Regions from separate parts of the Homo sapiens genome. Here regions 2 and 3 are each linked to region 1. Evidence: chromatin contacts called from ENCODE Hi-C or POLR2A ChIA-PET data. All regions are on one chromosome and are shown on one strand. Each heading gives the region's core, a stretch centred on a gene start or an enhancer-like site at or near the end of the contact. The rest is flanking DNA. Distances are from core to core; before and after follow the strand shown. Region 1 holds the start of DDI2 (DDI proteasomal shuttling factor 2). Region 2 holds the start of HSPB7 (heat shock protein family B (small) member 7). Region 3 holds the start of FHAD1 (forkhead associated phosphopeptide binding domain 1).

The links. A loop is a pair of places that touch in the nucleus more often than their neighbours do. ChIA-PET counts read pairs that join two places held with the same protein, here RNA polymerase II (POLR2A). Pooled maps may share reads with other maps.
Region 2: a loop to region 1 is called in a map of gastrocnemius medialis, with 3 times the contacts of the local background. The contact joins the promoter of HSPB7 here to the promoter of DDI2 in region 1. A Hi-C loop is called at or near these places in 2 of 168 maps with a recorded cell type or tissue (chondrocyte and gastrocnemius medialis) and 3 of 50 pooled maps. POLR2A ChIA-PET finds 5 or more read pairs at or near these places in 2 of 52 experiments (H1 and activated CD4-positive, alpha-beta T cell).
Region 3: a map of breast epithelium shows a loop between it and region 1 (19-fold over the local background). The contact joins the promoter of FHAD1 here to the promoter of DDI2 in region 1. A Hi-C loop is called at or near these places in 1 of 168 maps with a recorded cell type or tissue (breast epithelium), 1 of 37 single-sample maps with no recorded cell type and 5 of 50 pooled maps. POLR2A ChIA-PET finds 5 or more read pairs at or near these places in 3 of 52 experiments (HEK293T, activated CD4-positive, alpha-beta T cell and activated T-cell).

What each region holds. Positions count from the first base shown.
Region 1 is chr1:15,615,387-15,619,732 of GRCh38, reverse strand. It overlaps DDI2 (DDI proteasomal shuttling factor 2), which reads right to left and starts at 2,275. Exons shown (of 10, transcript NM_032341.5): 1 at 1,925-2,275. The coding sequence starts at 2,062. RefSeq lists a silencer at 1,952-2,521.
Region 2 is chr1:16,016,159-16,020,504 of GRCh38, reverse strand. It overlaps HSPB7 (heat shock protein family B (small) member 7), which reads left to right and starts at 2,462. Exons shown (of 3, transcript NM_014424.5): 1 at 2,462-2,740; 2 at 3,298-3,431. The coding sequence starts at 2,542. RefSeq lists enhancers at 2,169-2,913, 2,914-3,660.
Region 3 is chr1:15,245,370-15,249,715 of GRCh38, reverse strand. It overlaps FHAD1 (forkhead associated phosphopeptide binding domain 1), which reads right to left and starts at 2,493. Exons shown (of 34, transcript NM_001391957.1): 1 at 2,321-2,493. RefSeq lists silencers at 2,228-2,467, 2,485-2,658.

The DNA.
Region 1 (4,346 bases), core at 1,026-3,525:
TCACAGCACTTTGGAAGGCCGAGGCGGGCAGACCACGAGGTCAGGAGATCGAGACCATCCTGGCTAACATGGTGAAACCCCTTCTCTACTAAAAATACAAAAAATGAGTCGGGCGCGGTGGTGGGCGCCTGTAGTCCCAGCTACTCGGGAGGCTGAGGCAGGAGAATGGCACGAACCCGGGAGGTGGAGCTTGCAGTAAGCCGAGATCGCGCCACTGCACTCCAGCCTAGGCGACAGAGACTCCGTCTCGAAAAAAAAAAAAGAAAAGAAAAGAAAAGAAAAAGCCACTATCAAAAATTGAAGAGTTGTCCGGGAACGGTGGCTCACACCTGTAATCGCAGCATTTTGGGAGGCCGAGGCGGGCAGATCACTAGAGGTCAGGAGTTTGAAATCAGCCTGGTCAACATGGTGAAACCCCGTCTCTACTAAAAAAAAATTACAAAAATTAGCCAGGCGTGGTGGCGCGCGCCCGTAGTCCCAGTTACTCAGGAGGCTGAGGCAGGAGAATCGCTTGAACCCGGGAGACTGGGGTTGCAGTGAGTCGAGAACGCACCACTGCACTCCAGCATGGGCGACAGAGCAAGACTCCGTCTCAAAAACAAAAACAAAAAAAGAAAAAAAATTGAAGAGTTTATTTTCTCTATTTAAACAGTCCTTTCCTAGTTCTCCACATGAGGCATTCACTGACAGAACTGGTTCCTGAGCTTTTGTGGATTAACTTTTTAAATTCTTTCTGAACAGCTTTATGCCAAGGTTCTAAAGTTCACATTGTGTAAAGGAATCATACTTCTGAACAAAGTATTGACACGTGTTTACCATAAGACAGCAGAACAAGCTGCAGTTGGGCAATCGTTTTGTAAACTATTTCATAACTGCAGTAGAAAATCAAGATTTACTTGATGGAGACTTGGGAGACCTCTATAATTTTCTTAATGTTTAGACTATTTCCTCCAGGCTAAATTTATTAAGTCATGATCTAAGTGTTTTAGTGTAAAGTTTACAGCGTTAGTGTCACCGATTCTGTTTGATAAAGACTAGGGGCAGCCCCAAAGCATTTTGAGAATTACTTTGCTTAGTTAAAATATGAGAGGCTGAACTTCTTTCCAGCAAGCTGAGTAGGGAAATGAAACCACCAAACAGCACTGATACTAGGCCGTTTCCAAGCAAATATCCTTTTAAAGCATTGAGCTTTGAACTGACCCAAACTCTGAACTGTGACCTGAAAGAAAAAGGGCCTTCTGGCTTACTACCAGGGTAGAACCGAAACAAACAAACAGCTTGAGTTGAACCAATAGGTACTGTTTTTCAAAAGAATTTAACCAGAAACGCATGTGGTGGGTAAAGAGCATTTCCAAAGACCCCAAAATGAGGTAGTGCAAGTCTTAAACTTTTTCTTTCACCGGAAGTGCAAATCTGTGCATTTAAAGGTAAACTGCGTATATTTAAGCAGAAACCCTCTCCAGAAAAAAAAAAAAAAAAAAGCAGAGGAACATCTATCTACCACAGTGATCCAAACTGGTATTTCTGGTTTGCAGGATGTATGAATCCTAGCAAACCCAGGGCTGCTTCTGAGGTCCACAACGATATCCTACACTCGGGATTAGAAACAGGGAAGGGCCAAAGAGCCAAAGGTGGGGAGGGTTAGCGCTGCTCAACAGTCCACGCGCCCCTCACGCTGCAGTGGGTGCGTCTGCGGTCAGGTTCTCCGCTCCCTCTCCTCGTACCCCACCCCATGCTCGGAGTGTGTGAGGGCAGCTACTGATGCCAGCTCCCCAGCTCCTTTCCGGATGCGGGGGTGACCTGAGAATGGCTATCCTTGCTCCCCCCAGCCCCCAATTCTTCACCAGTAGCAAAGGGAGGGAGTGAGGCCCCGAGGCGGGGAGGGCTTAGCTCCGGGGCAGGCCCGGCTCGCTGCCCGGCGTACCTGGCTCTCGGCTGCGGGGATGCCAGACTCGAGCTCGCACAGCGCGCGGAAGTTGTGCAGCTCGAAGTCGGCGTCGACCTGGAGGGAAAAGGTCACCTCGGAGAGGTCCCTCCGCACACAGTACACGGTGAGCAGCATGGCCCGGGCCCGACCCGGCTCGGCTCGGCTCGGCCCGGCCTGGGCGCGGGGCGCAGGGGAAGAGGCGGCGGCGTGGCCTGGCTGGTGCTGCGGGAGGACGGCGCCGGCTGCTCGTTCGCTCGCTCGCTCCCTCCCTCACACACGCTCAGTGAGTCACTCCCTCCCGCCCTCACTAGCAAGCACGGCCGCCGCCACACGCCTGCGAGTCCGTCTGCCTGCCGGCCTGCCTCCCACGGCTGCCGCCAAGCGCGCCGGCCGCCCGGCGCCCCGCCCCGCCGCAACGCGGCTGCCGTAAAGCCCGCCTCGCCTTCCCCGCCTTCGCAACGCAGCGGGGGGCGGGGCCGGGAAGAGGAGGAGGAAGCCAGGAGAGGATAGGAGGGGGAGGAGTGGGAAGGGGGCGTGGAAGAGGAGAGGGAGGAAGGGCAAGAAAAGGGGAGGGAAGGAAAGGAACGCGGAGAAGGAAATCTCTGCTGACTGGTTGACTTAATGACAGAAGTCTGTGGAGGAGTCCCCGGTCTTATTTATTCACCGAACAGGCATTGATTAAGCGCCTACCATGTGTCGGGCGCTGGCGATGCAGAAATGAATAAAAGGATAAATCCTTCTCCGTAACTCTCAATCTAGTACAGGAGTTAGTAATAAAACATATTTTTCGAGGTAGAAATTGAGGCTCCGACAGAGTAATTCACTTCCTGTCTTAGTGATTTAGGATTGAAACCAAAATCATTACCCTCCCTAGTCTACAGAAGCCAGTTGGCTGTGGCCCACGCCTACCTCCCCAGCCCCTTCTTCCGAGCTCTTCCCACATTCTCTGCCCTCCCAGCCACATAGGTCAGTTCCTCCAAGGCTCCATTCCCCTGTCTTGTAAATAATTTTCTCTCTACTTGGACTGTGTCTGTTTCCTAGCCCTAGCAACTCCTACCACCTAGCGCAGTGCCTTTTTGGGCACAGCTTAGAATCTACTCAATAAATATTTGCTACTTTAATGGCCTGTTTTTAAGGCACACAGCTGATGAGTGGTAGAGGCCCAGAACTAAGGTGCGGATGAGTAAGAAAACCAAAACTGAAAGATGAACTTGTAATGGATGCCAGATTAGCATCTTTCCATTTACTCCCACTCCCCCTCCATGGTAGGGAGCCCTTTTCCATTTTAACAGGAGAGAAGGAGCAAATAAGATGGCTGTGGGTGCAGGTAAGTAGGTAGTAAGTAGGCTGTTGGTGGCAGGAAAGGGAGAATTAGCAGCTGAAGGCTTTTACAAAGAGAAATTAGAGGAGCTGGGCGCGGTGGCTCACGCCTGTAATCCCAGCACTTTGGGAGGCCAAGGCGGGCGGATCACAAGGTCAGGAGTTCGAGACCAGCTTGGCCAATATGGTGAAACCCCGTCTCTACTAAAAATACAAAAATTAGCCGGGCATGGTGGCGGACACCTATAGTCCCAGCTACTCGGGAGGCTGAGGCAGGAGGGTCACTTGAACGCGGGAGGCGGAGGTTGTAGTGAGCCGAGATCAGGTCACTGCACTCTAGCCTGGGAGACAGAGCGAGACTCTGTCTCAAAAAAAAAAAAAAAAAAGAGAAAGTAGAGGCACAGGGGAGTGAGAATGCTTATATCCCCTAGGAGCAACAGAAAGCTTGACTATCAGTGGCTTAAACAAACAAGGGTTTGTTTTCTCACAGGAGAGAAGGCCTGGAGGTAGCAACAGCACTGGTTGAGTGGCTCACTGAAATCAGGGCCAATACTTTTGTAATTGTCTTGACCTTTTCCTGAGGGTTGCAATATATGGCTGGCTGCCTCCACTGCACGCATCATTTTCCTATTCAAGGAAAAAGCTTGCCCAGAAGTCCCTGTGCACATTTTTGCTTACATCTCACTGGACAGAATTGTGTCACATAGATGCAAGAGAGGCTAGGAACGCAAGTATTTAGCTTTGCCTAAAGGACATAAATAGGGAAAAGGGGGGCTGGGAATGGGTATTAGGAAAGATGTACACAGTGCCTTCTACAGTGAATGTTTGAAATAACCATTGCAAATTGAAGCAAGTTTAGCTGAGAAATGTTCTAGGATTGCCCAGTGGTGGTATCAAGGAATCAGTTGAGGCTTGAATCATTGATTAATTGTTATATTTGGTCTAGTGGTGCTCAGGTTCCCAGGTCTGGCAGATTTTGTTCTCCAAAGATGACCATGACAGTGCCTCCCATCGTCTATGCTCTTCCTACAACATGATTGGATAACCCTCCCATTAAGAAGTGGGGTGAATGTCCCTCCCTTTGAATCATGGCTCGGCA
Region 2 (4,346 bases), core at 1,213-3,712, 400 kb before region 1:
ACGTCCACATCTACCCTCACCCCCCAGCCCTGTGTGCACCAGGAGGCTGAGAAGAGGGCAGCCAGGGTGGCTCAGCAGGATGACCGGTTTGAAGCCAGCACAGCTCTGCTGACCCTAACTCTTTCATCAACTAGAGCCTCAGTTTCCTCTTCTGTATGATGAGGTGAGCCTGGAAGCAGGGGCCTGTCTCTGCCTTATTCATCTCTGAGTCCTTCAGAGCCTAGAACAGTGCCCAGCACCTATTTATAGCAAGGTTTCAATGAATACCTACTGAGTGATGAGGGCTTCATCACTGGCCTATGAGCTGGCTGTGTGGGGAGCTGATGGGAAGAGATGTGAGGTCCCTTCCCCAGATCCCAAATCAAAATCCTGGGGTCCAAGGAAAGGGTCTGTGTTTGTGAAAAGCTCTCCTGGGTGACTGGGATTCAAAGGACTGCATCATCTTTGTAGCTCCTTCTGTCTCTGTGATCTGAAGGTAGAGGCAGGGGAATGTCCTTGATGACCTTTTGAGGTCCCTCTGGGTCAGTGAAGCCAGAGGATCCAGTATTTGTGTGGGTGATGCCTCGGGAAGGGGGAAAAAGGGGAGGAGGAATGGTGGGCGGGGGTGGGTAACGGGATCTGACATCCAGGGGCAGTGACTCAGGCCCTCAGCACCATGACAGTGTGTCTGCATTTAGCCACCGGCTCCTGTTTCCCTGGCGAGCGGCAGGCTCTGGGCCCCCCACCCCGCCCCACCCTCTCTCCATCTCACCTCAGTGCTGGTGGCTTCCCAGCTGCCCTAGAAACCCCTCAGCCAGGCTGGGTGTCACAGGCCCCGACACGGGCAGGAAACTCTGCCAGAGGCAACAGGCCCTGTTGCTCCAGGCAACAGCCTGGCCCGCCGCTGTGCCCTGTGCCCTGCTCTGCTTCCACTCCACATACCACCAGCACCGCTAATACCCCTGTAGAAGGAGCTCTCCAGGATGAAGCTCCAGACTGGGTTGTAGGGGGCTCAGACAAAAGAGAAACTGCCCGTCTTCAAGAACCTTCAATCTAATGGGGAGACAGGTGAACCCTCGCCCCCGTGGGAACTGCCAGTTGGATAGGGAAGAAGGGACACAGCAGAGAGTCACAGCACACAGGAAGACTATGTCACACTGCCAGGTGCTGTGGGAGGACAAAGACAGTCAGTGCTGGGGGCATCTGGACTGGGTGTGGGCCCATGTGAGCAGGAGCAGTCAGAGAGGCCTCCCTGGGGGAGGAGGCATTGGAGCTGATCTGGGACGGAAGGGACGGATTTGGAGAGGACAGCAGAGGCCCTTAACTGCAACCTGGGCAGAGCAGAGGGCCTGGCCGCCTCTCAGAATGGCCTCCACCCTGGCCCAGGGCAAGGTCAGTCCCAGCTTTGCTGAGCAAGCAGGTGGGTAGGGAGGGGCTTCTCTGGCTCTTCCGGGCCAGCCTGTCTCCATAGGCACATGTTCAAACCACCTCGGCCTCTGAAGGGCTTTGGGTCCAACACATCTAGGTTCGAATCCCAGCTCTGCCACTTACGCAACTGCGAGCCCCGCCCTTTCCAAGAGGCTTCGCTTCCCCGTCCGTAACATGGGAAGAGCCCCTCCACCCTCCCAGCTGTGTGGGGATCAAACGGGGCCGTGCTGGACAGCTTGCAGCCAGGAGCCCATGCCCAGAAGGCATTCTAGAACTCAGGGCTAGAATAATTGTCTTCCGGAATTCTCTTTTACCTCTGACTGAAATCCCACCTAAGGCGCTCGCAGGCATCACCTCTGACACAGAGATGGAGCAGACAGTTGCCGGGAACACAACCTTCTAGACCTTTAAGGAGAAAGCTGCCAACTTTGTCCTCTTGGGGCTGCTGAATGTTCTGAGAGTCAGAGGGAGTGCAGGCACAGAATCCAGGTCCCCATGGGGGCTGGCAGGGGACAGCTGCACATTTTACACCCCCTGGCAGGGCTCAACCTTTCCTTAGAGATGGGCTGTGAAGGTTGTCTGCCTTGAGGGAAGGAGCTCCTGACGTCACAGAGCGGTGGTGCTTCCACCTACCCTGTCCCCAAGGAGCCTGCACACTGATGGAGGAGGTACAGCCGTGGAGGAGAACCAGAGTCTGGAGGGGAGGCACAGTCCTCAGGAGCCCCCAGGCTGACGGGGGAAACAAAACACACAATAAACCCCAAACTTGCAAGGTTCTGGGGCAGGCACCGAGGTCCGAGTGGCAAGGAGACAGGATCCAGCCCTGTGCAGTGGTGAGGAGGCCCCTGGGGCTGCTGTGATCAGCCTGGAATGTCAGGCTGTGAGCTCAGCCCTCTCGGCCTGCGTGTCGGGCTGTCAGCAGGGCCGGCGCACGGGAGAAGATTTCCAGCCCCCTCTGGGCCATGGAGAGGCCTAAATTTAGCTAGTAGACAAGGGGCTGGCCCCAAGCCCAGGGACAGTCGGCCTTATAAAGCGGCCGCAGTCGGAGCCTGGCACGCTCGCCCAGAGGCCTGCGCCCACACCCTCTCCTGTCCAGCCCTCGCCCGCCTGGGCAGGGCCCGGCGCCGTCCGTGGATGAGCCACAGAACCTCTTCCACCTTCCGAGCGGAGAGAAGTTTCCATTCCTCTTCCTCTTCCTCCTCCTCTTCCACCTCCTCCTCGGCCTCCCGTGCTCTCCCGGCCCAGGACCCGCCCATGGAGAAGGCCCTGAGCATGTTTTCCGATGACTTTGGCAGCTTCATGCGGCCCCACTCGGAGCCCCTGGCCTTCCCAGGCAAGTGATCCGGGCCCTGAGGGGAGGGGAGGTGCACAGGGAGGGGACGTCTGCTCCAGGGCGCCACCGAAGGCGCTGTGGCTGCCGGTCGGCCTGGAACAGGTGCTGCACAGCCTGCAGCCATGTGTGGCCACCAAGACAGATGTGGCCACAGGGACAGATGTGGCCATGAAAACAGGTGGGCCTCTAAGGAACAGTTGTGGCCCTGGGGGTTGGACATGGTTCCATGGCCACCCATGCTCTGTAACCACAGCCAATCCCAGCTGGAGCCCTGGAGGGCTGGATGGGTGAGCGGTGGGGGGCAGCCCCCAGGCTCCAGGCCTGGGGTGGGGTTGTTACAGACCTAGCCTCATATACACACACACTGTGCTGGGTGAGGCCCCACCCCCACCCCAGAAAAGGTGGGCTGTAGGAATGAGGAGGAGCTTAGGGAGAAACAGCTAGGGGGGAGGTAGGGCCTGGGGGAGCCGCCCCTTGCCCCAAGAGAAGGAGCCAGAACCCCCGGATCTGCATGCAAGGCCTGCTCCATGCCTCGCTCACAGCAGCCCATCCCACAGCCCGCCCCGGTGGGGCAGGCAACATCAAGACCCTAGGAGACGCCTATGAGTTTGCGGTGGACGTGAGAGACTTCTCACCTGAAGACATCATTGTCACCACCTCCAACAACCACATCGAGGTGCGGGCTGAGAAGGTGAGCCCCCCACCCCCTACTCACCGCATCCCAAATTCTGCTCCTGCCTCCAATGTCTCCTACTCCCCCTTACCATCCTGGGACCCCAGACCCTGGCCAGTGTCCCTTCCCCACCCAAACTCCCCCAGGGCTAACTGAAGGCCTTGTCCCTGCAACCCATGGCCATGGGGCCCCCTCACTGCCTCTCTTTGCACCGAGGTTCCCAGATCCTTTCTTCCAGGGCCTGAGCAGCTGAGGGAGCCTCCGAGGAATGGGAGAGGGATGGAGGGATGTGGGCAGAGGGAGCCTGAGGGGGTGGGGCTTGAGGGTGGGAGATGACAGGTGTGAGATGGTGATGGCAGAGTGAGGACAGCTCCTCTGGTAGCTATAGGGGGGCGGATGCGGGTAGGTGGGGAACTCACCTGGGCAGTGGGGGGAGGGGTTTCTCCATGTGACCCACCTCAAGCCCTCTTCCCTCCCACAGCTGGAGACCCATCCCCCATCTTGGGACCCCTAAATTAGGCCCGAGGCTGGGCAGGGGCCCTGCAGTTTCGGGTCACACACACTCCAAACCACACACAGCGCCCGCCCACAGGTCTCAGGGTCACTGGGTCTCTAGCGTGTCTGAGTCCGAACTTCTAGGAGGCACTGGGGCCTCCACCCTGGAGAGGGTATGGCCAGGCCTGAACAGGGGCGTTGCCCAGGGACAGCCACGGCTGCCAGGAGAGAGGAGAGGACCTGACCCAAGCCTCCTCCTAAGCCCCCAAGGACTGGCTTCTTCCCCTCCACATTCAAGGGTGGATTTCTGGGCGTCCCTGCCAGGGATGCCATGGACTGGGGGCACCAAAACCCACAGGCAGCATGTGCCAGCCCTGCCACCCCCAACAGTGACTCAGCCGCCCCAAACTCCCCTGGACACTATGTGCTGGCTGAGTT
Region 3 (4,346 bases), core at 1,244-3,743, 370 kb after region 1:
GACATGAAATAACAGATAGCCCTTAACACCAGAATTCTATCCTCTGCAAAAAAAGAAAAGACCCTTGGGAGTAAGAGAAATAAAAACAAGCCAGATAGTTTATGTTTGTAAATTCCGAAGCCTATGAGAAATCCTCAGAAATATTAATACTTTCATATAATGAGAATTTTATTTTTAAGTCTGCTGTCTTTAATAGGGATAAAAAGACACTTCTTTTTCCAAAAGAACCATGCCCTGTTGCCCTCAAATTGCCTGAGTTATTAATCTTCAATTGCAGAGGACTACATCATCAAGCACCACATCCAAACTAAAGTAAAAGTAATCTAAAGTCAACTTTCGAGAAATGTCTCTTTTGTGGGAAAGCCACAGGAAATGCCTCCAGAGTAAAACCCCAAATCTGAATGACTGGCTTTTTTTTTTTTTTTAGCTCTTCCCCCCGATGTTTCCACAGCTGGTGCCTTGCGGTAGCTACCTGACCACCCCAGCTAAAGGCGTCACCAGTCACTTTGTTGTCTAGCTAGCATGTGTCACTGCTGTGGCTCCTTCCTTGAGCTTATCATTCTCTGTCATTTTCTTGTTCTTTACTTAGCTGTTTACTGTTTCCCTTTCACTGAGATACGTTCCAAGAGAGCCCAAACTGTGTTGTTTTTGTTAAACTCAATTCTCCATGGGTTTCCTGTGTTTGTACCCATCTTCAGAGCAAAGACACTGACAGATTTTGTTCCAGACAATCTTCCAAGGACATCTGTAGGGCAAATATCCTGAGAGGATAGGGATAGTGTCCCTATCCAGGGCAGAGTGCAGATTTATGATAAAAATGTCATCTCTGGCTGGGCACGGTGGCTCATGCCTGTAATCCTAGCACTTTGGGAGGCCCAGGTGGACGGATCACCTGAGGTCAGGAGTTTGAGACCAGCCTGGCCAACATGGCGAAACCCTGTCTCTACTAAAAACACAAAAAAATTAGCCGGGCATGGTGGCTTGCACCTGTAGTCCCAGCTAATCGGAAGTCTGAGGCAGGAGAATCACTTGAAACCGTGCAGCAGAGGTTGCAGTGAGCTGAGATTGTGCCACTGCACTCTATCTAGCTTGGGAGACAGAGCAAGACTCTGTCTCAATTAAAAAAAAAAAAAAAAGGTCATCTCCTTCCAGGGCAAAGGTTGGGCACTGGCTAGCAGCCCCTTTTAAAAGACTGGAGTTTCCTGAGCTTGGGGTTCCTTAGCTGGGAAACAGACTCGCAGTGTGCACAGCATCCACCTGAGCTGTCCTGCATCACCCCGGGGTACTTGCAGGGCAAGGGGAACCAACGCAAACATGAGCTCACAGTGCCTGCTGTGCTGTGAGTAATAACATCCTTTGTCTCTGGTCCTGGAGTCTCTGGTCTTCTGCTAGCATCATTAAGCAGTGGCAGGCTAACTTAGCTTGCAAGTAGTGTAAAAATCTCAGACCCTTTGCATTTCCTCACAGTCTGTTCATTACTCCCCTCTGGCCCCCAGCGCTGCCATGCCTGACACATAGTGGTGCTCAGTAAATCATGAATGAATGAAAGTACAAAACAATGCTTAAAAGTAAGTCAGGGTAGCCTAAGAACCTCTGACAGTAACTACCTTTCATTTTCCCCTTCAGTATTTATCCTAGATGACATTCTGGAAAAAAAAAAAAAAGTCTATTTCTTTAGCTGAATGGGTTGGGCCCTATTTCCCCACTTTAATCTTGCCCTGTGCAGTCACTTTCCTACCTGAAAACACTGTAGAAAGTGATTAGATGCGTTAAACTCTGTAAATTAGTTCTAAGACACAGGGCACCGACCATGCAAAAGAGCAAAAGAGCTTCAGGCATCTGCACTCCCTGCTTATAGGTCACAAGTGAGATAGAGAAGCAAAATTTCTGTTGAGGGGTTACCAGATCTTAAGTGGCCTGGGAGCCCTAGAAATTCCTCAGTGTTGTATTTGGGAAGGGAGAGGTTAGGCAAGGGGGGAGTCTCTCTGACCGCCGGGTGGGTGTCGTTCGTAAGTCAGGGGCAGCAGGGATGCCCCTCCTAATCCCAGCTGTAACCCCCAGGACTTCCCAGAGTGGCATGGCTGGTGCCAAGGAGGGTCTAAGGCTCCCGGGGGCTTCCTCCGCGGGCGGGGTGGGGCCTGCATCTGGAAAGGAGGGGCTGGTGTTGGGGTAGCTACTGGGGTGCTCCTGGGGACCGGAGCCTGGATCCAGGAGGATGGGGCCGGGGAGCCACCCCTCCTCCTGCCAGGGCTAGTCCTCGCTGGGCCGCCCCTTCCGGTCCCCGGTCTCGGCCCGCCACCCCTTCCCGCGCCGCACTCACCTGGCGGGAGGAGGAAGCCCACGCTCCGACCTCCGCCGAGAGCCCTGCCAGCTCGGGAGGCGTCGGGCCAGCTCCGGGGCGAAGCCTCCCGGCCGCGCTCCCGCGGAGTCTCCAGCTCGCACCCGGCACCCCGCCCGCCCGGCCGGCCTGTGTACGCGCGTTGCCATGGCAACGCCGCCAGGCGCCGCGGGGTCCAGCCTAATAGATGAGGGCGTGGCCTGCGCGGCAGAGGGGGCGTGGCACCGTGCAGGGAACGCCCACTGGGTTACCGCCTGCTGAATGCTCCAGGCCCCACGAGCCTGCCCCATTTCACAGATAGGAAAGCGGAGGCTCAGAGGTCACAGAAATGGCCCAAGGTTTTACAGCGAGGAAGGAGCAGGGAGGAGATTTGATTCAAGAATCCTTTCCATTACCCCTCACTGTAAGCTGGATGCGTTGAGGGAGGGTCGGGGGCGATAGGGAGAGGTAGGAGATTGATGGAGCTGAACTCATGAGACCCTTGGAGGTTAGTATGCCCCCTGCCCTACCCAAATCTCTAGTCCTTTCCGTTACAGGCCAGAAAATAGAAAGAGTAAGAAGAGGGGATCTCTGGGAGTGGGGTGGGGATTGGGAAAGGGATGGGGTGGAATGAAAAATTTTGAAAGAATGAGGATTTCTTCCATGTGCTGGGGAAAAAATATTTCCAAACTCACAATCCTGCTGCCTCTGCTCCTCCCTGTTAAGAGTGACATTTATTCATTCTTTTGCCCTTTCTCTATCTCTGCAAACATCTTTTGAGTCCTATGAGTGTCACACGCTGATCCCAGAATACACCTGGAACAGTTACTGTCCTTAAGAAACCGCTTGTCAGCCGGCACAGGACTCGCGGGATGGAGTGTGTTGAGCAGATGTGCAAATCCTATCTCCCGCCACTATCTCCAGCAGGAAATCCTATCTCCTGCTGACTCTACCTGGAGAGTGATTCCTTTCACTGGCAGGAAATGGCTGACCAGACACCTCAAGAAAAACTCTAAACGTTTTTCTAAGAGAGATGAACTATGGCACATTCTACCCTAGTGATACGGTTTGGCTGTGTGTCCCCACCCAAATTTCATCTCGAATTGCACTCCCCACGTGTTGGAAGAGGGGCCTGGTGGGAGGTGATTGAATCATGGGGGCAGACTTCCCGCTTGCTTTTCTCATGATAGCGAGTGAGTTCTCATGAGATCTGATGGTTTAAAAGTGTGGCACTTCCCCCTTTGCTCTCTCTCTCTCCTGCTACACCATGTTACAACATGCTAGCTTCCTTGCTTCCCCTTGGCCTTCCGCCATAACTGTAAGTTTCCTGAGGCCTCCCTAGCAGTGCAGAACTGTGAGTCAATTAAACTTCTTTTCTTTGTAAATTATTCAGTCTCAAGGAATTACTTTATAGCAGTGTGAGAACAGACTAATACACCTAGTCAATAGGAAGAGGATCTGAGAGAGAAATCATGGACATCGATTTGTGGTGGAATATACAGTGAAGATGCTCAAACGTGCCTGGAGGCTTTTAGAAATGCGGACTTCTGGGCACAGACCCCAGAGATTCTGATTTAGCAGGCCTGGGACATAATCCAGGAATGTGCATTTGCAACAAGCTTGACAAAACCCTGATTTATGCAGCTGAACTGCAGAGACCTCTCCCGGAGCCTGTCCCTACAAATCTCTTCCAGGCCCTCAGTCTGGAAGGTTCTGCCTGGATCAGTTTCCTACAACCAGAAAGATTCTAGGCGTAAAATGTTAGGAGGGACCACAAGGGCTGGGACCCAAGTGATGGCTTCACAGGAACAGAGAGGGTCAAGCTCAGCTTCCCACACGTTTCTGCCTCAGAGCCTTTGCTCTTGCCCATTCCTCTGCCTGGAATGCACTTCCCCTCAAGAGTCTCCTTTGCCTTCTTTACTTTAGCTTTTTACTCACATATCATCTTTTCTAAAATTGGTTTTTTGAAACAATGAAACAACCACCATGAAATCTAATAAACAACAAAAAAGAGCAAATAAAAACAATA